Linked DNA regions of Mus musculus: regions 1 and 3 are each linked to region 2. A link is a loop called in an ENCODE intact Hi-C map of the cell type or tissue named here. Cell type or tissue: left cerebral cortex. All regions are shown on one strand.

What was found. A loop is a pair of places that touch in the nucleus more often than their neighbours do. Peaks named below come from ENCODE experiments on the same cell type or tissue, not always from the same donor. Only the 100,000 strongest peaks of a DNase experiment are listed, where the experiment ranks them.
Region 1: it touches region 2 in a loop (1.8-fold over the local background); 3 of 42 quality-filtered maps call a loop at or near these places.
Region 3: it touches region 2 in a loop (1.9-fold over the local background); 4 of 42 quality-filtered maps call a loop at or near these places.

What each region holds. Positions count from the first base shown.
Region 1 is chr12:100,306,663-100,314,662 of GRCm38, reverse strand. All of the region lies in intron 19 of Ttc7b (tetratricopeptide repeat domain 7B), which reads left to right. Among named protein-coding and RNA genes, the nearest start is that of Gm10432, 34 kb to the right of the region's middle. In left cerebral cortex, CTCF peaks have their summits at 3,784 and 6,099; DNase peaks (open chromatin) are centred at 3,549, 5,260, 6,504, 6,929 and 3 more places; H3K27ac peaks cover 6,482 bases.
Region 2 is chr12:100,260,747-100,268,746 of GRCm38, reverse strand. No RefSeq gene overlaps it. Among named protein-coding and RNA genes, the nearest start is that of Gm10432, 12 kb to the left of the region's middle. In left cerebral cortex, a CTCF peak has its summit at 4,120; DNase peaks (open chromatin) are centred at 3,443, 4,196, 5,734, 6,793 and 3 more places; H3K27ac peaks cover 7,567 bases.
Region 3 is chr12:100,334,337-100,342,336 of GRCm38, reverse strand. The region is part of intron 17 of Ttc7b (tetratricopeptide repeat domain 7B); the gene reads left to right. Among named protein-coding and RNA genes, the nearest start is that of Gm51958, 11 kb to the left of the region's middle. In left cerebral cortex, CTCF peaks have their summits at 3,993 and 4,437; DNase peaks (open chromatin) are centred at 4,411, 4,842, 5,408, 6,025 and 2 more places; H3K27ac peaks cover 5,723 bases.

The DNA.
Region 1 (8,000 bases), 46 kb before region 2:
CCTCAGGGATGTAGACATGGTTCTGGCCTAGCACAAGCACCTCACCTCAGTACCTGACCTTCCTCCAAAACCAGTAGCATGAAAGTCACATGGGAAATACGAGACTCCTCCAGGCCCCCAGGATGCAAGCGTGAGGTTCCCTGTGCACTTGCCCCTTCTCCGTTCTTTAGGAAAGAGGGGCCTTCCTTTTAGCAGAGTGTACAGTCAGAACAAGAACTGCCTGTAACAGGGTTATAGGACTGATGCTGGATCAGCCAGTGCCAGTAACAGGTCACCTCTGGGTATGACCATACCAGGTTAGAGCATAAAATGACTATGACCTTTCCTGAATCTGTAGTCTGAACACGTCTCTGTGAGCAGGAGTGATGGCGGATGCTTTAATTTATTCTAATTTTCTAGTCTCCCTCCAAGTCATTGTCCAAGGCCGCAGGCCCCCATTCTGTGTCAAGCACAGCCTGATACATAGCAGGGACCACATACAAATGAGCTCAGTGCCTGTACCAAGGCAGGTGAGCAGCACCTCCCACGCTCCTCTCAGCACCGGCTGGGAACTCTTGAGGCGATGCCTCTGATCTTGATGCTGATTTATTCTGCACTGAATCGGGAAATGGTGAGAGCTCTGTGCAGGGAACGAAAGCGCCTGCTGTGCCTCTCTTCTCCCCAGGAGCTCTGCAGTGTAAACCTTCCTCTTTGCAGAGCCACACTGTCCCCAGCCTGGTCACTATCTTTCTTATTCCAGCTCTGGGTCTGAGTTGACAGCACTTGGTGGGGGACGGGGTGGGGCGGGGGGGGGCGGGGGTGTTATTCAAACAAATAATAGTGAAAGCTTGCTTCCAGGCAACCTGTCTATTTCTCCTTTCCTTGATACAGGGCTTCCCCTGCGCTGGTTTACCAGCAAAGCACAGATGTGAGGAATGGCTGAGTGGGGCCTCTTGCTGGGCAGGGAGACCCACCCCTCTTTCCCATCCACATAGAGGATGATGAGCTGTCTTGTTATTTTGGGGACAATTTTTCCAAGGCTAATCAGTTTCAGTGTCCCCCTCATTGGAAAATGTCTTATCATTTCTGTTTGTTCCTATTTAAAAATGGAAAAATAATTCTTGCCAGACCCTGGCAGGGATGTGGTTAGGTGCTGGCCAAAGTGACCACATCCATCCTGTCAGGTAGTAAATCATCCTTGTGTTTGTACCCCGGTGAGTCAGATGACGGCCATCCTCTCTGGTGCCCTGGCTGTGGAGACCACTGAGGCTTTGTGTCATTTTGGCAGCCCTCTTGCAGCTGGCATTCGCCATTTAAAGTCCAGATGGGCCCAGAGAAGTCACGTCTCCAGGCAACGTTCAGGGATGGGTGTGAAAACCAACACCTTCCACATAGCGTGCTACACTTGGACAGGAGTACATTTGACAAAAAAGCTGGACAAGATGGGTAATGGACAGAGCTAGGACCTAGTGCCCACTCTGTGGTCATCAACAGAGTACTTATAGTAACCAAGAGTGTGTGTGTGTGGGGGGGGGGAGGGGGGTGAAATGGCTCAGAATCAACAGTATGCATTGTCTGCACCTCAAGTGCCCAGAGGTAAAAAGTGAGTAAACGTGGCCTCTGCCTCAGTGACCCTAGGGTTCCCTAGTCTAGCAGCTGGTGGCCTCTGCTCTGTACTGTTGACTTCTTGGGCTTTCCAAGTTTCCTATAAATCCTGGAGCCTCTGGCACTCTCAGCCCAAATCTGCTCATCTGCTTACTCCTGAGAAGGCAGAAAGGGGTGCTGCGCCTCCCAGGAACTCCTGAGGCTGCACTTAGTAAGTCACTTGTAGTGCTTCTCTGTGCAGAGTGGGAGCAGAACTGCCCCCTTCCCTCCTGGTCCCCAGTGCTGCTCTCCTAGGGCAATCGGTTTGCATCTTGCTTAGCCTCTTTCTCTTGCCCAGCCTCTTCCTTGAGAAGCCTTTCTGGCCACATCAGCCACTACTTTTCAAGTCCTGGGACAACATGAACATTGAGGATGCTGTAATCTCCCAGAATATGGAGTAAATAACAGGCCTGACTAGTCATATACTCTGTATCTTTCTTTTCCAGACTGAAAAGTGAGACTCTTAGAGAGACAAGCCTTAGTCTAGGTTAGCAGTCGGTCGTAGATCACATAGTAGGGTGGAGACAGGGTGCCCCAGCCCTGCCTTCTGCCCAGGTACCTCACTAAGTCTGCTGGAGCCAGGCTTTTGCTTGCAGTGCTTGGTGGAAAATGGTCAGACTGAGTCCAGAGAACACCCACAAAGGCATGGCTTCCCTTCCCGTCCTAAGAAGAAGCTGGCACTGCGGTCAGGTACTATTGTTTGGATGTATTACACTACCTTAGGCTCCTTTGTTTGAATACTTGGTTCTCAACTGATGGTGCTGTTTAGGAAGGAGTAGAACCTTGAGAGGGGTAGGGCCTAGGTTGAGGAACTGGGTCACAGGGAATCAGGTTTAAGGCTGATAGCTCCGCCCCTCTGCTTTCTAGTCCATCAAGATGTAAGCAACCAGCCTCACACTTCCGCCACCACAGCCAAGAGCACCTGCTTACCTCGAGCCTTCTCTATTACTTCTTGTCTGGGATTTGGTCATGGAGATGAGACAAGGATTGTACCAAGTGGGGCCCTGGGGAAGGGATCCAGGCTTGGGCCACCATAGCAGGGTCAGGATCTCTAAGTGTCCCCCACTCAGGCCCTGGGACTCTAGGAAAGCCTCAGAATAGCCCTTTTGTTGGCTGGTTACCTAGAAATTGTTGTGCCCATGACAGGCCCATAATTGGAAGCCCTCTGCCCTCCCCGACAAGGGCCCTGAGGATGTCCCACCTATATCCATGTCCCCTCTAGGGAAGCTGGGCCTCTGATGTGGAAACAGTGGTCTCAGACAGCTGTGCTCCTACACCCTGCCTGGAATGGCATACCACCTTTCCAAACAGGCAGGGACAGCAGTCTCTTCTGGAGACAGGTAGGGCCCCTGGGAGGTAATTAGCACCAGACTTTCCATTGTGTGGGTAAGTTGGGCCATGGGGAAGCACTTGACTTCAAGGCTGTTCTGCCTCATTGTTTTCTGCCCAACTTGTTGTTGAAGGTAGATAAAAATAAATAAATAAGTCAACCAGGGAGATGTATAAATAAGTCAACAGGAGTCTCCTGCCCATTGCCAGTGGAAAAGTACCAGCAAGGGCAGTCAGGTAGCACCCACAGAATAGGACACACTGCCTAGGGAATTGCAGTTGCCACAGCATCAGGACCGAAGCACTTCTCTCCTAAGAGCAAGTCAGGCTCAGCCTATGATCTCATCCCACTGCAGCAAAGTACCAGCTCAATGTGGCAGTTGGGGGAGGGGAAGCTAAAGAGGTTCAGTTTGGACTATTGGCAGGGACTGGACTACATCCAGTTTCAGAGTGAGACAGGTGCATACCATCCCAACATCTTGGGGAGGCCCAGGGCTTCCTTGTCACTGTCTTCCACCCCCATCAGTGGCCCTGGCTCTCTGCTAACTGGATGTCCTTTGATGCTGCTTAGGATTGGCTGGCCTGACACTTCCTCAAGTGGGTCAGCACCCCAGGCAGAGCTGCGGGGGCTGTGACTGTGCTTCTGTGCTGACTGGTGGCTTAATTTGTGAGCATCATGCCTCGGGCTGCTGCCAGAGGGAACTCCTCTGGTGCTGGGATTCCCCACAGCCCCCTGCCTGACTTCCAGGGCCCTCGCTTGCAGTAACACCAAGCACCGGGTGCTCAGACACCAGGGCCACTGAGTATCCCCTGTCTCAGGGCCAGGGGGCAGCACCCAGATTGCCTAGATATGATTTTCTAAGACAGTGTGACCTCAGAGAAGAGCTGAGACACAGTGTCTTTCCATTATAAAAGCTGCATCTCCTCCTTCCTGATTAGAAAAATCATTGCACATTAATCCCAAGGGCAGGCGAAGTTGTCTGGGGCCAGGGCACTGTGCCCAGGCAGAGTGCCTGGTCCTGACATTGTTGGTAACAATAACACCCTGCTCCTCTGCCTCACTGCCTTCTGATTGGGCATTTGACTGTTATTAAATGAGCTCATCCTCTCAAGAGCCAGGCACCTGGTGTGTCCACCAGGAGGAATTAGATACATGTCTTCTGTCTGTCTCACAGCCACCTCGGGGTCACAGCTCCTCCCCTCCAGTTAAGTGGACCCTAAGCTTCCCCCTTCCCATGCACTTAGCAGGTAGGTAGGCGAGTTATGTCTTGTCATCTGGGATGCTTCCTGTAGCTTCCTTCCTTCAGGTAGACATTGGTTCTGTACACTTAAGAGACAGCCCTGCTCTGCTCAAGACACCAGAGCAGGGCAAGACTCACAGCAGGTCTACTCTCCAGGCCTGGGCCTGGGCCCTTCAGGGGATAGGAAGTATGGCCCTGAGACAGTTTACCCGAGTCTCTAGCAGGCCACACAGTACAGGCACAGTGGTGCTGAGATACCCCCTGCTCTTCCGCACATTCATGGATGGAGGAGAGAGCTAGAAGCTGTTCTGTTGTAGCAGAATTAGCAAAGCCTGCCCTGGGGATACAGACGCTGTTCTGTGGCTCACTTATGCAGTCCCAGCATAGGGGCTGCTTGGGGAAAAAATATGTCTGCTCAAGATTCATACTGACTTTCTTGTCATTGTAAGTATTTCAGCATGGCAGCCATCAACAGCATTGCCTTGGCACTTGGTGTACAGTATGTGCTATAGACGTGGCCTTCCTTCAGAACCCTGAAGATGGGCCAGGGCTGGGTGAGAAGTTATTGATCTCTTTGTTCCCCTTCCCAATGAAGCCACATTGAATAAATCCCTTTCTCTTCTGATTTAAAGAAGTACACAGAGCTGCATGGGTAGTAATAAAAAACATAGCATCTTTATCAGGCTTTTAACAGATTGGTTATTGGGGAGCTAACCCCCCACAGATCCTGAAGAATGCCTGTGCTTGTTTCCTAGCAATTAGCCTCCACCATCCCCGCCCCACCCATAAAATAAGGGAGCTGGCCATTGGGATGCGCCTGTTACCTACTGTCCTCTGCCCCAACTGCATCCTGAATTCCTTCTGTGGGAGGGGGTGGCCTTTGGGACATCTCAGGCCTTGGAAGTGGCTAGCCAGTTGGCTGTGGTCCCTCCCTAAAACTAACCCAGTGATCCCCAGTTCTCTAAAAGGCCACCACAGCCTATAGGTATATTGGCACTAATGCTGAGTACCCCCTTTCAAAGAAATTAGGCCAGAGGAAATTGAAGGCCTGGCTGAATGGGCCCTCGGGCTTACAGCCAGACTTCTGCCAGTGTCGACTGCCTAACAGCCCATCCCTCCAGCATCTCTAATTGCAGAATCACTCCTCTAGGATATTTCAAACCATCCCGAAAAGAAGTCGTGTTAAAAGATTCTGCCAGCCATGTGAATTTAAAAAATATTCAAAAAGAATACCTATGAAGAAAAGCCATCTTCCTGTTTTCCCAAGACTTAATGATAACTTTTTCTGAACCCACAGTGAGGCCTCTTCCATTGAGGACCAACATGATGCAGAATGCAGTCATATGGAGAGAGATTTGAATTTACCATCCCTGTAAAGCCCAAAGGGAGGGGAGGAAGGGGGGGGGGGAGGAGGGAGGAGGGAGGGAGGGTGCTATTACAGAAGTTCCTTCAGGTCTTTAAAGGCTGCCAGGTAGAAGCAGAAGGGGACTGACCTGTGTGACTTCAGGAGAGCATCAGAGCTCAGGGATTAGAGAGACTGGCTCATTAGAGGTCCATTAGTGCCAGGGATGGATACTAGGGGAATAGCAAGATCCTGGTCACAGAAAGATGCAAGAGAAGGAGGCCCCCTGCTGAGGTGAGACATGGGACCCAGAACCCCTGTCAACTGAGTACTGCTGTTCTGTAGCTGATTGGCTCTCAAGCACACAAGAATCAGAGGTTGGTTTGCTGCTGAGTTAGTTTGTTGCTAGAAGGCCTAGGCACCCGAAGGCACATTTCTTCAAATAATGCATTTGACACGGAAAAGGAACCCCATGGGAAAGCAGCCTCCTGTCCTCAGGTGTCACTTGTGAAAAGAGGCCTGTCACCTATGTGGGGCAGCAGGGGTCTCACATGAGGGGCACCAGGCCCTTTTTCTCCTGGTGTTTGCAGCACCCTTCAGGTGCGTATGTTAAGTGCACCCTACTCCCTGCCCCAAGCCAACACCTCCTCCTCCTTTCTGCCTTGCATACCATATCCCAGTTCTGACTAGGTGCTGCCTACAAGATTGGTGGTGGTAGTAGCAGTAGTAGTTAACTTAGAGGAGAGAAGGAGGAGGCAGCCCTTGTTTAGGTCCTGACACTCAAGTGGGGCTGGGGGTTGTAGTGTAGTGTGAAGGGCAGAGGCCACAGGGATTAGAGAAAGTTACCTTTAATGTCACCCCAGCCCTGGAGAAAGGCCACAAAGCACCAAGCTTGGCCTCAGTCAGTAGCTCTAGAGCTCTCTCCTCAACCCGCCGCTGACCTTTGGCAGAAGTCCCTCTCTGCAGTGTGACAGAGCTCTGGCAGCTGGCAGATGGCATTTCCCTGCTATCCTTTGTCCCTGCAGCCTCCCTGCTGCTGCCCTTCAGCCCTGGTCCCCAGAGCAGAGCTCGAGCTGCCCTTGCTGTTCTGGAGGCAGAGCAGCATCAGAAATGCTCTGTCCTCACTGGAGTGCCTGGAGGCCACCCAGGGCTGGTGGCAGAAGCCATGTGCTAGGGAGAGAGCTGCATGCAAACACTGTGGGGTACCTGCTGCCCTCCATCCACAGTGGGCACCAGGTTGTCAGGAAGGCCTTGGCATGAGCTGGGTTAAAACAGAGTAAATAGACTTGAGCTGCAACGCCAGCCTTACTCTGTTCTGAAAGGAGATAGGGCTACCTGACCTCCCGGGCCCTTCTCCAGGGAGCCAAGTGGCCGTGTATAAGCCCCTCCTGCGGTCTGCTCTGCTGGGTGTGGACAGAAGAGTGTAGGCAGGTGGCTGGACTGGGGATGCCTGGCACAGAGCCAGACTGACATAGTTATCCTGGACACATACACTTGCCTGTCCTCTGCTCTGAGCAAACAAAGGAAACAGAAGAGACAGCCTGGTGGAAACCAGGCCTCAGCCGTAGAAGCTGGGATCCAGATAGAGAAACCAAGGACAGCCACACACACACACACACACACACACACACACACACACACACACCACCACCACCACCACCACCACCACCACCACCACCACCATCACCTACAGGCACTGCTTCAGATCTTCTGCAGGGGTCAGTGGGAAGCAGGGTGGACTGGTAGCAGTCCCCTGAGCTACATCACAAAGTGCTCATGCCCAGAACACACAGCTCTTCTAATGTTTCAGAGGAGGAAGGTGGCTGTGGAGAGGTTCAGGGCCACCCAAGGCTCTGTGTTCCAGGGCTACTACCAACCATCCTGACAAAGCCATTGTTCCCTGTGGGCTTCTGAGAGTGGAACTAGTTCACTGTCAATCTCTGATTTAAGGAAACATTTGTTAAAATATCCCTGGCTTATTGTCTTCCTGGTCAGTGGTGTATGCTGCCCCTCATCATCCAGGTTGCCGTGAGTACAGAGCCGGCCTGTGCCTGTCCTAGCAAGCCTGTGTCTTTGAGCCCACCTCTCTCTGGAGCAGACAGTCCCACACTACTTCAGTTGACCATCATAGCACGTGCAAAGCCAGGGCAGGGTACTGGTCTGGAACTGTAATAGCTTAATGCTTAGGTCATATTCCTGAATCCAAGATTTTTCAGGGCTTGCTGAGGTGATGGGGTTCACTCAGTCCCTGCCCTGTCATCACCCACAGCAAAGCTCAGTGAGGAAATGGGGCCGGAGGGCATTCTCTGCAATTAGAACACCTCTCACACACAGCTCAGCAAACTCTTGACTCTACCATCGACTCCTCGTACACTGAAAACTCATACAAGCCGCTGGCCCCAGGTGTTTTGTCTGCCTCTGGTTTTTGAGGACACCAAACATCACTGCCTTGAGCCACTTGCCCT
Region 2 (8,000 bases):
TCAACTCTGCCTCCATTAGCTCTCTGCACCTCACTCAGATAAGATTGTTCTCTGGAGGGTGCCTGGCTCTTAGCCATACTTATAGCATGCACTGAAGTTTGTTTGTTTGTTTGTTTGTTTAACAAGATTTAGGATCCTTTGTCTCTCAAGGAGAAGAGCCTGTCTCTTTCTCACAACAGCAATCACCCAACACAATATATAATATGCTGATTCATTGTGTTATGCTTATAAAGGCGTTACACAATGTATCCCATTGATAAAGGGCTTTATGGTCTTAAATGGCAGAGAACTACATGTTTCAGTCATCATCCTGTTTGTGTGTCATTAGCAAGGTTCTTGGTGATTGCACATCAGACTCCAGTTAGGAGGTGACAGTCAGTAGCCTCAGTCAGACCCTTCTGGCCTGGCTCCAAGCCTGGCAGTTTCCCAACCTGCACTGTCCTACCCAGCATCTTCTTCCAGCTTAGTCTGAGATAACCCCAGGGGAGGGGTGGGGGGGGTGGCCTCAAGGGACCAGAGCATCAGCTGAAGACAGGCGGTGGAGCTCTCCGTGGTCCTGAATTTCCCCTGTGGTCCCTGCTTAGCGTGAGGTGGTTTCTTCGGGAAGCAAATATGAGGGGAAGAGGATTTGTGTAATTCTGGAGAGCCCTCCCCCTCTTCTTCCCACGCACGCTCCCTGGAACCCTAACAGGCTTCTCTTGCTGACTAATGTAATAATGAAAAATAATGAATCAATATTAGTTAGTAATAATTAATAACCTTATTGTCGGGGTCTTGACTGAGCTGGGACCTTCTCAGGAAGTCTTTCCTGGTTCTTCAGAACCAAAAGCGGTCCCCTCCTGGATGCTCGGGTAGTACCCTCTACATCTTGAGTTCTAATGTGTGATGTCACTTGTCCAGTCTGAACAGCGAGTTGGAAGCTTCTGGTTGGTCCACTTCATTGCTGCATGCCCAGAAGACAGGTGACGGCTATAAATTCTGGCTCAGCAAATCAGTTCATGAATGACACGAGTCTGTGGTGGATGGTCTGGGGGAAGGACTAAGAACCTGTGGTAGGAACCTGGAAGAGAAGCAAGAGCTTGGAGTGGTCCTTCCTCTTAGGAATACAAAGTTAACAGGAGCTGGGGGCCTAAATCCTGTTTCAGAGAGGCTGGTCCTGAGGCTCAGGGAGGGGAGGTGACTCTTCTGTGACTGCATAGCTCAGGAGTGAACTGAGCTCCTTGGCTCTGGTCCTTGTGCCCCTCTGCTCACAGCAACATTTCTCTTCTCTAGATCAAGTCTTCACCATTGTATCAGGAAGGCACTGGGATGAATCTAGAGGCAGATGACAAAGCACTAAGATTCCAGGGCAAATTAAGACCCAGGAACTTAGTCTCTGTTCTTCAGAAAATGGCTTTAGGAACCACGGGCCAGGTGCAGAGGAAGCACTGTGCTCTTGATGAGGGACTTCTGATGTCTGAATTTTATCAAGAAAAACAGGATGGGAAATTCCTTTCCCAACATATCCGCAATTCTGCAAGAGTCATAGTCTGGACAGCTGAATCCTATTGGAAGGTTGTGGTGTGAGTGGCCCGGCCTGGCCTCAGTGTGTCCATAGCCAGGACTCCAGAGATGGTGCAAGTCTCCTCCTCTTGGTGGCCTGTGGGTCTGAGGGAAATTCCAATGCTCCGAAGCCTGTGAACATCTTTTGCAGCATGTAGATAGGACGAGAGCTGGGCTACAAACAGCATCCTGTTTATGGGATTACCCCCAATGTCTAGCATAAATCCATCTCAAGATGAGGACTATCTCATATGTTTGGATCCTGCAAGGCTTTGATGGTCAAAAGTGGGTTACTTTGGGCGAAGTTACTGAACCAAGGCTGCTCAGGGGACAAAGTTTGGTCTGATCTCAAGTCTGCTGTGCATAGACTGGGATGCTGGTTAACATCATAAATCTCTAGGGTCTGGGAAGTCCAAGTGAGAAGTGCTGACAGATAAAGTGTCTGCTGGGACCCTCCTTCTTACTCTTAGGTGACACATTCTTATTGTGTCTTCACATGGTAGAAGGGACAAACAGTTCTTTGTGGTCTCATAACTAATAGCACCAAGGACTCTACGAATAACATAACCATCTCCCACAGGCTATGCCTCCTCATATCATACAGTAGTGATTATATTTCTGTACATGAATGCTTGGGACACACAAATATTCAGTCACAGCTCCTCGACACTGCTGTGTCAGGGGAAGAAGCAGAGGTTGTGGAGTCTTCCTCACAGCTCTACTCTTTTCTGCATCTCCCCGGCAGCCTGCAGTGCTCTGCAGCTAGCCTGTTCTTCATCTATGATGTCCTCAGACCTGCTATATCCACCAAACTCATATCTGGCCTGGGAGAGAGAGAGAGAGAGAGAGAGAGAGAGAGAGAGAGAGAGAGAGAGAGACCCATAGGGTTTGAAGCGTGGGCAGACTTGAGCAAGTCACTGTTCCTGCCTGGCTAAGTGTTTCACCTGTGAAATAGGGCAGGCTACATGTTGTCTGAGGGCTCCTATCCTAGATTCCGTGGGAGCAGAGCTGGGCCCCCATCAGAATTGTGCTGGCCTGGAATCCTGGCAGCCGCCGTAGCTGGCCGCCCACGCACAAGCAGGCAGGCAGGAGGCAGGGTGCTGCAGCCTCATTGCCAAGAGCACAGAGAACTTTCCACTGGGTCCAGATTTTTTCATCACCATGGCAACTGCTGGGGGGTGGAAGCAGAACTCTTCAGAATACTGGAGAGAGATTATATGGGAGAAGGGAGAACAAGAAATTGAGCACAGAGCCAAGCTTCAAGTCAAAACCAGCCACCGGTGGGCCCCACCTTACACACACACACACACACACACACACACACACACACACACACACACACACTCTTCCTTCCCTTTCCTCCAAGCCTTCTCTCTCTTTTGATGTTTTCCTATTTGTGTCCATCCTTCTCAGTCCCTTCCTGAGCTCTGGCTCTCAGAAGCTGGGTGATACCATTATTCTTAACACAGTCTGTACCAGGCGCTATTTCTGGGGCTTTATACATAAGGATTTATTCTACCACCACCACCCCTTCTCCGAGTCCTGGGCAGCAGGTCCCACGATTTCACAGATGAAGAAGACATGGAGGCCTGTGGAGGTTCAGGGACTTGCTCAGCCTCTACTGGGTATAGTCCCATTCCAGAGGGGACATCATCAGCCCCTGTGGTGTTAAATGGTCTCAAGTTGAGAAACTGAGGCTGCTAATAAAATGGGTAGTGACCTTAGGGACAGACAGGGAACATAGGAGGATGTGATGGGGTCTTTCCAGTTCCATCCCCTCTGTCTGAAGTCTTCATTGATCTCCCAGCTTCAGTGCGAGCAGAGAGCCAGTGGCTGGCCTCATTGCCTGCCTCCACTTTTAGGCTAGCTCCCAGACCTGCTTGCCCATCATTCAGGCTCAGGGAAAGATCCATTGGAGATTACTGGCATTTGGATATGCGTGTTCCATTCTCAGCATCCTCCCCACTTCCCTGGGAATTCCCTGCATGGAGAGAGCATGACTTAGGACACCTGGCTCAGTGCCTCATCAGAATTCCAGGGGGGCGTTCACTCAAGTCCTCCAAGGTACCAGAGAGGAGGTGACAGGAAGCCATAGAGAAGGCTATTGCAGACGCAGCAAAGATGATGACACAGGCCTGCCAGCTACTTGGTGGGACCTGAGGGTGAGGATGCATTCAGGCCTATGATGAGACCTCACAGGGCTGAGGTGAAAGGCCCCTGAACATTCGCAGAGCAGTTCCCACACAGGTCCACAGCCTTCTTCCACTGGCCAGTGGGTTGTCATCCCACCCATGTCATCGAGAGCTGATGGGACAGGTGTGAGGCAGCAGCTCACCTTTAACTCCTTCTGCCATTTTGGCCGGTGGAGAATCTGGTGGCAAAAGCAAACCCCAAGAGCCTTGTCCTGGGCTAAATCCTCTCCTGAGGAATCAGATACCCCCTCCCCTCGATTACTTATTTCCCTCTTGAGGAAAACATAAAATAAAAGCAACTCATAGCAGCAGAGAAATCATGGCACCTCATGTGGCAGCTGGTTCTATTCCATCCACGGTGCGGAGCCAGAGAGAGATGGTTGCTGCTGCTCAGACTGCTCTCCTTGGTTCAGTCCAGGATCTCTGCCTGAATGTGGAAGGGTGCTGTCCACATTTAGGGTGAGTCTTCATACCTTCATTAAGCTAATCCAGAAAACCCTTTGCTAGCATGCCCAGAGGTTTGTCACCCGGGTGATTCTAGATCTAGATCCTGGCACATTAGTAATCAGTGTTGACCATCACGACCCCCAAATGAATGGATCTGCAGCCCCTGTAACCCTGAACCTCCCCCACCCGAAGGGTCCACTGGGGTTTCAGTCAAATATATATCCCTGGTTCCTGATGTCTCATGATCAGAGGGACTTGTGGCTGTGTCCCCACATGCCTAGGCATGTGGGTCAGACAAACCAGCTCTTCTGGTACAAGGAGGCGAGAAGACAGGATTGGAAGGCAAGACAGGGAGGCAGGGTGGTCCGTGGAGGAAGAAAAGACTCTCTGATTACAGAAAAGTGGGCACTGAAGAACATCCAGCCAACTCCCTTTTTCTCCAGCCTCCGGTGGTACCAAATTCATTTTATAGGGTCTTCCTTGACCTCAATAAAAACAAACTTCCATGTACCTCTTCCACAACTGGCTTTCTCTCGGGGACCAATGAGTGGGCAGCCTAACCACAAGATGCCCCCAGTCAGGCCTGTCACCAATGCATACATGCTTCAGCCTCAGAGCCTTCACTGGGCCAACCATTTCTGCCCTTTTGCTCTAGCAGGTAAGAAGGGCCAAATTTGACCCACTGCCTATTTTTGTTCATAAAGGTTTCCTGGAATATGGACACACCCATTTGTTTATCTTTGTGTGTAGCTGGTTTGCACTACCAGGGCCAAGTAGAATGATAGACACAGCCTGTGTAGCCCAGAAAGTTTAAACTGTTTATCAATGGGCCTTTATTTAATAAGGTTTCTGACCTTTCATAATTCTAAAGCATTCCCATATGACACGAGATGCCCAGGAGTGACAGCTCAGGAGGGACACCTCCTTCTCCTCCTGGAACCCTGTTATAACTGGGAACAACCCCACATGCAGCCTGGGGTGCTGCAAGGTTGCAGTTAGCTATGAGCAAATACTGGTTCCCAGAGAACAAAAAGAACCACCACAAAACCCAAGCAGACCATTTGCACATGGCCTGTTACTAAATCTGTTGCCAAGTCAAGCTCTCCAGTACTTGAATTTTGAAGGACTTGCGTTTATCGTGCCTCAGTTTAACTTTGTCTGAATGTCTTCCCTGACACACTATTTGAACTAAGCTCGCCATTCAGCTTCCTTCGTGGGTTGCTTTCTACATCTCTTAAAGAGCTACGTGTCACGTCACTAGAGACCTTCATGCCAGGCTGTAATTGACCAACCTGTGCTTGCTCCTTAGTCACATCAACCACCCCTCAGTGGCTGCTCTACGTGGACAGTGTTCCCTACGATTCCATTTTAACAGCTTCTTTGCCCAGGAAGGGTGTGGTCTGAAGTCCAGATGGGTCAGGTAGGTGAAGCTGCATTCCAAGTCACCAGGAAGAGGGAGGCTGGAGGCACAGAGCAGCTGGTGCCTGCTCAGTAGTCACCCAGCCTGGGCGGGAGGGCACTGCATCTTCATTCCGTGTCAGGAAGGAGCAGGAAGCAGCAGCTGGCAAGTTCACAATTGGAGTCTGCCCACACAAAGCCACAAATCCCTCTTAGTGAATGCCGATGAGCTGGTGCCACGGAGAAAGCAGCAATTCCCACCTCTGACAGGAGTCACTCATGCTAGATGAGAGGACTGGGCCCATAGCTTCAGTGAAGGAGTGTCACTATGATGCTTGTTGTCATGGCTGGATACAGATAGGACCACTCGTTTCCTCTTCTAAACACCCAGTGCCCACCATGGCCATCCTGGCTAAGATTCCTCTTGAGATCTATGCCAGGGAAATGCTAAGGGCTTTCTTCTGACATTCGCCTTTCTGTTTCTGGTCCATCCATCTCCACCTTGTCTCTGCCTAGCATCTCCCCAGATGGTGCTATTTGTGGGGTAGAGTAGCATTCAGGGATGGTTTTCACAGCCACTCAATTCCTAGCTCTGTGCCTTATCAGAATACGCCTTGTATAATCTATGACTTAGTCTCTTTGTCTGAAAGATGCTAATAATTAATAGAAATAGTGTGTAAACCAATTGACAGGAAGGTGTGTAAGGGGGCAAAGACTGCTCCACAGACAGTGGAGTTTTCCATGACTTCCTTGCTCTCTCTGGACACAAATCTGACGCTGCCAACCATCATTTATATCCATCAGTCTTCTAACAACTGAAACTCAGGCTGGTCTGGTCACCATACTAAAGGGAGAGCCTTTCTGGCTAGCACATCTCAGTCACCTCTTTGCCAGAGATAGAGAATAGAGATGGCTAGACTTCTGTAAGCTGAATAAGTCCTGGGTTCCATGAGAGTCAATCTTTGCATGAAGTTGTGCTCAGTGACAGAATCCAACACCAAAACTGATGCTAAGAAGACATCTTGGACTTTATTTTTGACTCATCCCAACGCGTAGCCCGTAGCAGATTTCCGTGGCGTCCTTCTGCCTCTCCCTGAAGCTGTGGCTCTTCCCCTCCAGCTACACCCCTACAGCTCTTCTGCTCTCTCCTTTATCACTTTGCACTCTGCACACTGCAGGGGTGAGGCCGGGAGCAGGAGCACCCACAGATTGAATCCATATGCTGTCTTTGCATTCATATGCATCTGAGAATCCTTCTCTGTAAACTCCAAGAGGAAAGGACTGTGGGTTTGGGAGTTTACTTTATTTTATGTAATAAGCCAACACTTGAAAAATAGCACACAGAGCTCCCTTATAGCCTTGGCCCAGATTCACCAATTGCATGTGTTCACATTCTCTCTCTCTCTCTCTCTCTCTCTCTCTCTCTCTGTCTCTGTCTCTCTCTCTCTCTCCCCATACATATTTTATATATAATGCATATAATTTTCTTCTCTGAAATCATTTGCAAGTAAGTTGAAGATATCTTTCCCTTTAATCCATAAATAATTCTGTGAGAATTTCCTACAAAAAAGAACATTCTCTTATATAACCACAGTGCAGTTATCAAAATCAGGAAATTAAACATTTCAGCAATTACTGTTATCTCTTCCACAGCCCATATTAAAATGTCAGCAATTGTCCTAGTGAAGTACATTAAAACGTTAGCCATCCGAGGTCCAATCTACAGTCTTGAATGCATCTAATTGTCATATTTCTTTAGGAAACAGTTCATTTTGTGGGCTTTTCCCCCCTGAATCTGTACTCCTACTCAACAATACTTAGAACAACACTGCAGACTCTATAGTAATTCAGTAGTTATTTCAGCTCAAATTGGAAACAAAAGGTTTAAAGCTAATAATTGCAGTCTCACATCTTAAGGAATACAGTTGTGTATCCCAACAGTCATTCTCTCTGGATGGATAGATAATGTGGTGATCGTTGGGTAAATGGGTAGACAGATAGATGGATGGTGAATAGGTTGGTAAAGAGAAACAGATGGATAGAATTGGTTGGTAGTGGAATGGGATATATGGATAGATGAATGGAGGAATTCATGGGTTTTCGGGTGGGTGACAGATCATAAGGGATGAATGGTTATTCAGAGGGAACTGGTTTATGAATGGTACTAATAGTCATATTAGGATGAAGTACTCAGATAGGCACCAGAAATCCTTCTTTTAGGTTTCAACTCTTCCTCCTATCAGCTGAGACTATTGGAGAGCCCCTTCCCAACTCTGGAGCTTGGCAGCCATCGTTGTACTGTGAGATGATGAGCCTGCCTAGATGACCTTTTTGATTTCTCTAGGTTGGACCAGCTCTAGCTATGGAAATAGTGCATGGCAAAGATGATTTGGGTCTAGACAATTCGGCTTCAAAATGTAT
Region 3 (8,000 bases), 74 kb before region 2:
CAAATTCTAAAGATGACATTCACCTGCCTGTCAACACGGAATGGAAGGCACTTAGAGCTCTGCTCCCAGAACCTTCCACTCGAGGCCAGTGCCAGCAGATTACAGAGTACATTTAAGAAATGTGTTGGGAACTGGTTTTTACTTGCAAAGGCAGGGTTTCTGTCGTGAAAGTGTGGAGTGACAGAATAGCACCTTTGCCTAATCTTGATTTCAAATAGTACAGAACTTTTGAAAGTCTACTTCAGGAAGCACCAGGACGCAATCAGTTTGGTTGTTTGTTTGCTTAATCCCTATATTAAAATGAAGCACACTGGTGGGTGAAGTCCTTAAAAGGGACCTAAATATGGTGCTCACCGTGAGCGAGAGTGAGCTGAGCCTGTTCTTCTTCACTCGATTATTTAATGTGCACTCCTGCCAGCAGTGCCTGCAGATTTCATCTGCATCTGTGATTTATAAGGGCTCATCTTTGTTCCAAATGCTGTTACATGCTGAACAAAAGCCCATAACAGGCTACTGCCAGGAGGAACCACTCTGTCTAGTGCGCTCGTTCGGTGGCAGGTGCCGTTATGTAAGCCTCCATATAGGTCAGGAACAAAGGTCAACCAAAGAAAGGCACATTCACAGTGACTCTGACCTTGCTCATTTGCATATGGCTTAGCTTTTAAGGCAGCCCCAGTTCTATGAAATGGAAGATAAAATTGATATTTATAAGCTGTTTATGTTATCTTTTTATCTACCCCAGAGCAGCATTTTCTCTCAATATAGTAGTGCCTAGGGGCAATTGCCAACTTCAATTTTTTTTCAAGAAAAAAATTTTTTCTCTTACATTGGCTTTTTTTTGTTTTTGTTTTTGTTTTGTTTTGTTTTTGTTTTTTTGAGACAGGGTTTCTCTGTATAGCTTTGGCTGTCCTGGAACTCACTTTGTAGACCAGGCTGGCCTCAAACTGAACTCAGAAATCCGCCTGCCTCTGCCTCCCAAGTGCTGGGATTAAAGTCTTGCGCCACCACGCCCGCCCGGCTTACATTGGCCTTTGTTAAATTTATTATCTTAAATGAGATCCTGTGGTTCTAGAATGATGTCATACATTCCATTGCCCACTGTTTGCACAGCAAACCCACCAACCTCAGCACCCCGCCAGGTTTTGTCAACCTAGGAGCCCTGCATTTCTTCTGAAATTCTGGCTCTTACAGGGGGGCCTTTAGAGTCATCTAATTAGTAAATTGGAACAATGAGGACCCACTGGGCTTCCTGCTAACTGTGGCTTGCCCCTACCCAGTGCCCTGCAGTTACTCTCAGAGAAGCCATGAGCCACTGTCCCATCCTCTGGGAGTGCCTGGCTGGTAACCAGCTGTTCGCAAGGATCTTTCTTCCTCATAGATGCACTTGTTAATCTGGGAAGGCAAGCCACTGGTAATAGAGTTTCTTGATCTAATTGTAGAGAGCTTCAACCCTCTTGCCTAACAATGAAAACTGGCCCAGCCCTGCACTCTTATAGACTCAGGGTTGCAGGCCTGTGTGGGGAGACCCAAAGCCTGCTGGTTTCATTGTCTGTCTCTTCTTTTTGGAATTCCCTGCTTTGGGACTCCCACATGGCATCAACGGGTCAGCTTAGCCTTTCCTTACTTAAAGCAAAAGTCGCTTTAAGTCAGTGGAAAATAAACTGATTCCAGCCAGCCAGGTTGCAGTTGGGAGGTTACTAGAACCCTCTTTGCTATTGTAGCTTTAATTTTGAGTTTTCAACTGTTTTGTTGTTTGGTTTTAATTTTTGGTTTGATCTGTTGTCCCAAGGCAACTCTCCAGAAGCACACTTTCATGGTTTTCCCTCCCTCTTTTCAGTTAGTAAGTAGCCTTCAGATCTATTCGATCTATTCGCCCTCCGAGGTCTCTGGAGTCACGCCTCCTCCACTGTTGAATGTGTGCTGTGGTTTGGAGTGTTGGGAATGTTGGGATGATGTGATCCCCCCTCGCTGTCACCCGCCTGTCCACTCCGCCACCTGGGCACCGTGGCCTGAGACTCCAGGGTGCAAACAGCCGAGGCAGTGCTGCTCTGGGGACTACAGAGGAAGAGGCAGGGAGAGCAGCTTCCTTAGGGAGCACAGAGAGCAGACGGCTCCCTCCAACACAAGGGAGTGGTAGGAGTGGAGAGATGGCTCCCGTACTTCACAGGGCTTCCTGCTCTTCTGGCCTGGAACACCAGCTTCAGACGCTTTGATGCCCTCCTGTGACCTCAGCAGTCATGTAACATGTGGCATATATTCACACACACACACACACACACACACACACACACACACACATACACACACACACACAAGAGACAGAGAGAGAGACGGAGAGAAACAGAAACAGACAGACAGACAGACAGTAAGCCATGATAGGAAAGAGGTGCATTTTGATTACGTTAAAACATCACAAAAATTTTTTTCCACCAGGCCCATTTAACACCAAGTTCCTCTAAGAAAATGAAAAAAAAATTTTTTCCAACAAGTAGACTATATTAAAGCCTTTAACTATCTATTGCTTCGTTTGAAGCTTGTAACATTTATACAAAAGATTTAAATATTTTTCATAAAACAGGTCCAAGTCTCTGAGAAGGGCCAGTTCTGTCGACGGTCCCTCATCTGTAAAAGTATGGATGAAAAACTATAGCTGCATGCTCCTGTGTCGTTTGACGGGGCTTTGACCTGGGTTTAAGGCCCAGCCACATGCCGTCCTGAGATGTAGCCCTGGAAGCAGAGACTCTCAAGGAAGGGCCTCACCACACAGAAAGTCTCTTCAGACTTTCTATCTCTTCTGGATGGCTCCAGACTACAGGGTCCCTCCACACTGCCTCTAGACCCAAAGCCCAGAGGCCCTGTTCTCAGCTGCTCTAGCAGCTCTTACTGGGGAGAAAACGATGTAGGAAGTTTCATTTCCCTCTCCAAGTGTGCAATAAAGCCAACAAGGACGCCTGGGGCTCTTGGCTCCCACCTTCCAGTGGCGGTGAAGGCTGCCTCCCTGTTTAGGAGTAAATTCCCTGGGAGGAGAACACGCAGAGTAATGAGACAGCAGTCGACCAGACGGAGAAGAGCATCACGGAGAAGTGTGGTTCCACTTCGTCATGGCGAGTGATGGCTTTACATCCCCACACCTTAATGAGTAACACAGTCCGAAAGGAAATGCTCAAACTGCATATTTTACCCTCTGTTCCTCAACACTAGTTTTGAATATTTTTTTTCAATTTTTATTATTTTATTTACATTCCCCTATTTTTGAATTTACAGTGGGAAAAAAAAAGTCCTGATTGAGACAATCTTTTTCAAATATAACCTTTCTTTGCTATTTACATTTAGTCAATATTAATTTAATATAATTTTTCTTAATTACTTCTGGGGCACCTTTCTTTAAATGAGAATGAATGGAATTATAAGCAGTTGGCAAGTCAGTATAGATGTGGGTGTCCACAACAGGGAAGCACCAAGCTACCCTGTACCATGTACTGCATGGTACTACAGTCATGGGTAACCATGCCAGGCTTAGAGCAGCCTCTCCAGGCAGAGGGCTCTGAGTAGCTCCAAAGTGAACATGCAGTATGGTAGGTGAGCTGCTGAGGAAACTTCTGTCCACTGTAGTCCTCCAGAAGGTACTGCCTCCAACCCAGGACCACCAGTGTGGATCACCCTGACAGCTGGCTTCTCCTCGCATGCTCATGAATGGCTTCCCTTCATGCTTGTGTGTGACCACTTGGCCTACCAGCCTTGGCAGTACTGCTTCAGCCTCGCATGCCTCCTGGAGACAACATAGCCTCTCCTTGCTTCGTGGACTCCTGTCCCAAAGCTTTCCCCTGGAAAGATCTTCTCCTTCTCGGGAGAAGACATTTTGTCTGTTGTTAACTTATTGAAACTCTGTTAAAGTGGCTGGGGAACGGATTCATGTTGGAGCTGTGGCAGTGGGCATCTTAAAATATTCTTCCCTCAGGGTAAAATGGAAGTTCTACTGAGAGTGGTGGCCAGCGTTTATTAGAGAGTCCAGTGGGAGGCAGTATGGGCTGTGGGGATTAGTACAAGGCAGCAGTTGTCTGCTAAGCTGCTGTGGCCCTGGCTTTACTATCACAGTGATGGACATGCACAGAGGGAGGAGAAAGACAGTGATGCTCACAGATAAGGAAGGTGTATGATAACAGTAGAGAGCCACTGCCTCAGCAACAGGATGGCCTTGTAGGAAAGATAGGCAGATCAAGTCTAATCCCTTGGGGACATTGGGTCAGAACTAAAACGTTTAATATAAAGCAAACAGTATAGATAGCATACCTAATTTGGTGGCTGAAATACGAGTGGCCTCTCTCATCTCTTCTTCCTCCAAAACCTGAGAGCCGTTGCTGATCTCATCAGGACATGCTGGGATGGAGGAAGCAGGTATGGAAACAAGAAGGTCACAGCTGCCAGCAGGCTGCAGTGTTGGACAGATGGCATTTCTAAGCCTTGCTTAAGAGACAGTCTTTTCCTATTAACATGAGAATGTTTTAAGCAAGCTGACTGGCAGGATCCTTAATCATTCAGATTGCTGTTAAGAACTCAGGATCTTTAGGAGGGGAAATTACTGCTTTCTCTCCTTGCTCTCATTGGTTTGGGGGCACAGCTTCTAGGCGTGGACACTGAATGAAGTCTGATGTGGGATAACACTGAATTGTTAGGGGGCAGGGAAATGAGCTCCAAGCTCCATTAACGAGGGATTGCTACATGCCTGATGCCAGAGTGCCTTGGGTTCTTCTCAGAAAAGAGGTGAGGAAGGCAGCAGGTATGGGCTGCAGCAGCGGAGGTGGAGAGGATGTGGGTGAGGAATGGGGTGTGGCAGCCTCATGCTCCATCACTCTCTCATGTTCATCACATGAAGCAATCCAGTCAGTCCTCCAGGGCTGGGCTCCTGCCAAGTGTCTGTCCTGTGTATCTACTGCTGTCTCCCTTTTAGTAAAGGATGTTTATCACACATAGCGTGACAAGTGTCCATTGCTCCCAGCTCTGGGATAAGCACCAGTTCACCAGGTAGACAAGATCTCATTTGCTCCATGCTGAGAAGACAGAGGCATGAAAGGAATCCCAGGGGTCTTCCAACCACAGCTGCTTGTCCAGTCCCACCAGTTAAAAGGGGAGCCAGACTAGAATGTGTGCCCTTCATTCAGGGTCCCTATTTGTGAAAGAGCAGGGTGACCACACCTAACTAAGCCTCCTACTTTCACCTAACAGAACTGTTGCCTTTAGGGTCCCTTTGAATGATGAACTCTGGTGGCTAAGTAGAACTCATATATAGTCACGTTGAAATCTGTATGAAATCAACCACAGGCCTCTCTTTCCATACACATGAGCTTGGCCAAAGCTTCAGCTGAAAAGCAATTGGAGCCGACTGTTGCTAGTGTCCTACTTATGGCAGGGTTTCTGAGCAGCTCTGGATGTGAAAGGAAACCTCAGGAGGGCCCAGAGCCTAGATCTGCAGTCCCTGGGATCTGAGGCCTTGGTTCTCCACCCACAGAGAAAGGTCTTCCCACCCTTGTTCCTGGTATTCTCCACCCCAAGGCAGCCCAGCAGAACCTAGACAAAACTGGACTGGGATAAGAACAGTTCTTCAACATCCCTTCACCTTTTTATCAGGTGTCCCAGGCAGCACAGAGGGGAGGAGGAGGAGGGTGGGTAACAAAATCTGTGAGCCAAGGAAATGCAGGCTGCCCAGTTTCAGGGCATCTTAGCCCTTTGCCATTTGAGCACTTTGCTCACAAACCCTGGGCCAGCTTTTAGGGCACAGTCACCTGCCTCCGCCCACTCCAGCCAAGCTGATCCTGCGGTGGCTTGTCCCAGCCGTGCCATAAGGGAAAGGATGCTTGTCTCCTTGGCAGGGCCTGGCAGCTGCAGCACACGGCACTGTGCTCCCTGGGTCACAGCACTGATAAGCACTTCTCAAGTTAGTGTGATAAATAAGAGATGCAGAGCAGCCTGGGCATGGTGCCTGGCTCATCTGTTGAGCCTGATAATTTGGAAACATCCCTCCAGAGTCTTGGATTTCAAGCTGGAAATATGTCCTTTAGTCTTCCTTCGGGTTTCTTTTCCAAGACTCTGTCTCCACTATTCCCCTGGGTCATGCAAAATGTGCTTTTGCTGTGGTGAGGGGGAGGTGGGGGGGGAAGGAGTTCCTTAAAGACAGATGGAGAAGCAGCATTTCTACTGTGCCCACGTAAGTCACAACCACAGTATATATTCCTGCTTACCTTGTCAGTCCTATTCCACAGTAAAATAGCTGCTGTTCTGTTGTGCTGTTAGTGATGCCTCCGAACTCTAACCAGAGGAAGACTCACTTGCTATGTTACTGCAAAGAACAGTGGATGCTAACTCTGGCCATGGCTACCTGCTATTAGAACCCTCTGACTCCTCTACTATCTATCCCAGGTTCATCGCAGCAAGGCCCTTGTGATACATGTAACAAGGAATTGACCGAGAACAGGGAAGGGTTCCTGACCACCCTCCTCATCCTCTCTCTTTGGTGGTTTAATTGTATTAGAGAGAGAAAGTCAATAAATGACATCAGTGTTTAATTCTGTTCCTGAGATTTCCAGCAGTGTGACAGATACACTGAAAAAATCCTTGGAAGTCACGAAGGTCAGGGCCTTCCCCCATTACGAGACCAGAGAACACTGGCTGTATCTTCTGAGTGCCATAGTCTATGACCTCTGAACAGCATAAAAAGATGTCTGCTCACGACTCTTTTATTTACTCTACAAGCGTCTGCCCAGTGCCTTGAGTGACTTGACATTACTGAAATGACTTTGAAAAACCCTAAACAGAAGATACCTTGTCGTCTTTTAGAACCACGCAATCAAATATGGAAGGCGGGTGCATCTACTTTGCAGCCTGTAGACTGCATGGTGATAACGACACTCACGTGCAAGGACCCAAGGCCTCGTGTTCTGAAGGGACAGCAGGAGGCTCGCTGCAGCCTTCCTTCAGGAGGTGGCCTTTATGGCTGGGTGTTGAGGTTGGGGTTAGAACCAGACAGTGTTTGCATCCTGGTTTTACCGCCAACTGACTGTATGGCTTTGGGTGGTGACATGACCCCTCAAGTCTCAGTTCTGTCACATAAACAGAATAAAGTGGCATCCAAATGTAAGGTGGTCTCTAAACCCAATCCGTACCACCATCATCTCCATGTGCCAGGCCTTAGTCAGAGTGAAACGTATCATTATATTAAACATGAATTCATTCTGACATAGTATAGATATTGCAAAGAAAAATAATTTAGTCAGGAATTCAGTAAGGATCTTGTAGTTCCTTTGTTGAACAAAACAGCTAATCCCAAAAGCAACATTAGCTCCTCCAAAACCACAGGCCCTTTAGCAAGGGAATCTGTAGGTAGGTTGTGGAACAAAGTTTGCATAGCACTGCTATAAATGTAGTGCATTGTTTATTCTTAAATAATCAAATAAATGAACATATTAAACATGTTTTAGTTCCTAATGTGGCAATACCATTAGACAAGGCCCAATATATCTCTTTGGAGTCTTCATGATTTTCTAATATCCAAAACAGATCTGAGACCAAAAAGTCTGGAAACCTCTTCCAGAGACCTCAAAGCCAGTGAGGTCTGGCTCAAAAACCAAGGTGGACAGCTGTAGGAGTAACGGCCAAGGTTACCCCTGGCTCTGCTCACTCACACATGTGCATATGCACCAGCACACACATAACCGTGTACACACATACATACACACACACACACACATACACACACACACACACAGAAGGTTACAGTAAAATGCAAGCAAAAATACTCGTGATGGCTGAACCATTTTGCTATTTTTAAAAAATAATAACTCTAGACATACTTTGTCTAAAGCAGGGTAGACTCACAGCAAGGCTTCATAGGTTTCTCCTATGCAGAGTCACCATGTTGCCATCGCTTTCTTATTCTTGGGCAGCAGTTTTCTCTGGAGAATCCCAAGGCCCCTCCTGGGGCTGCTGCTTCTCTAGGGTCCTCCAAG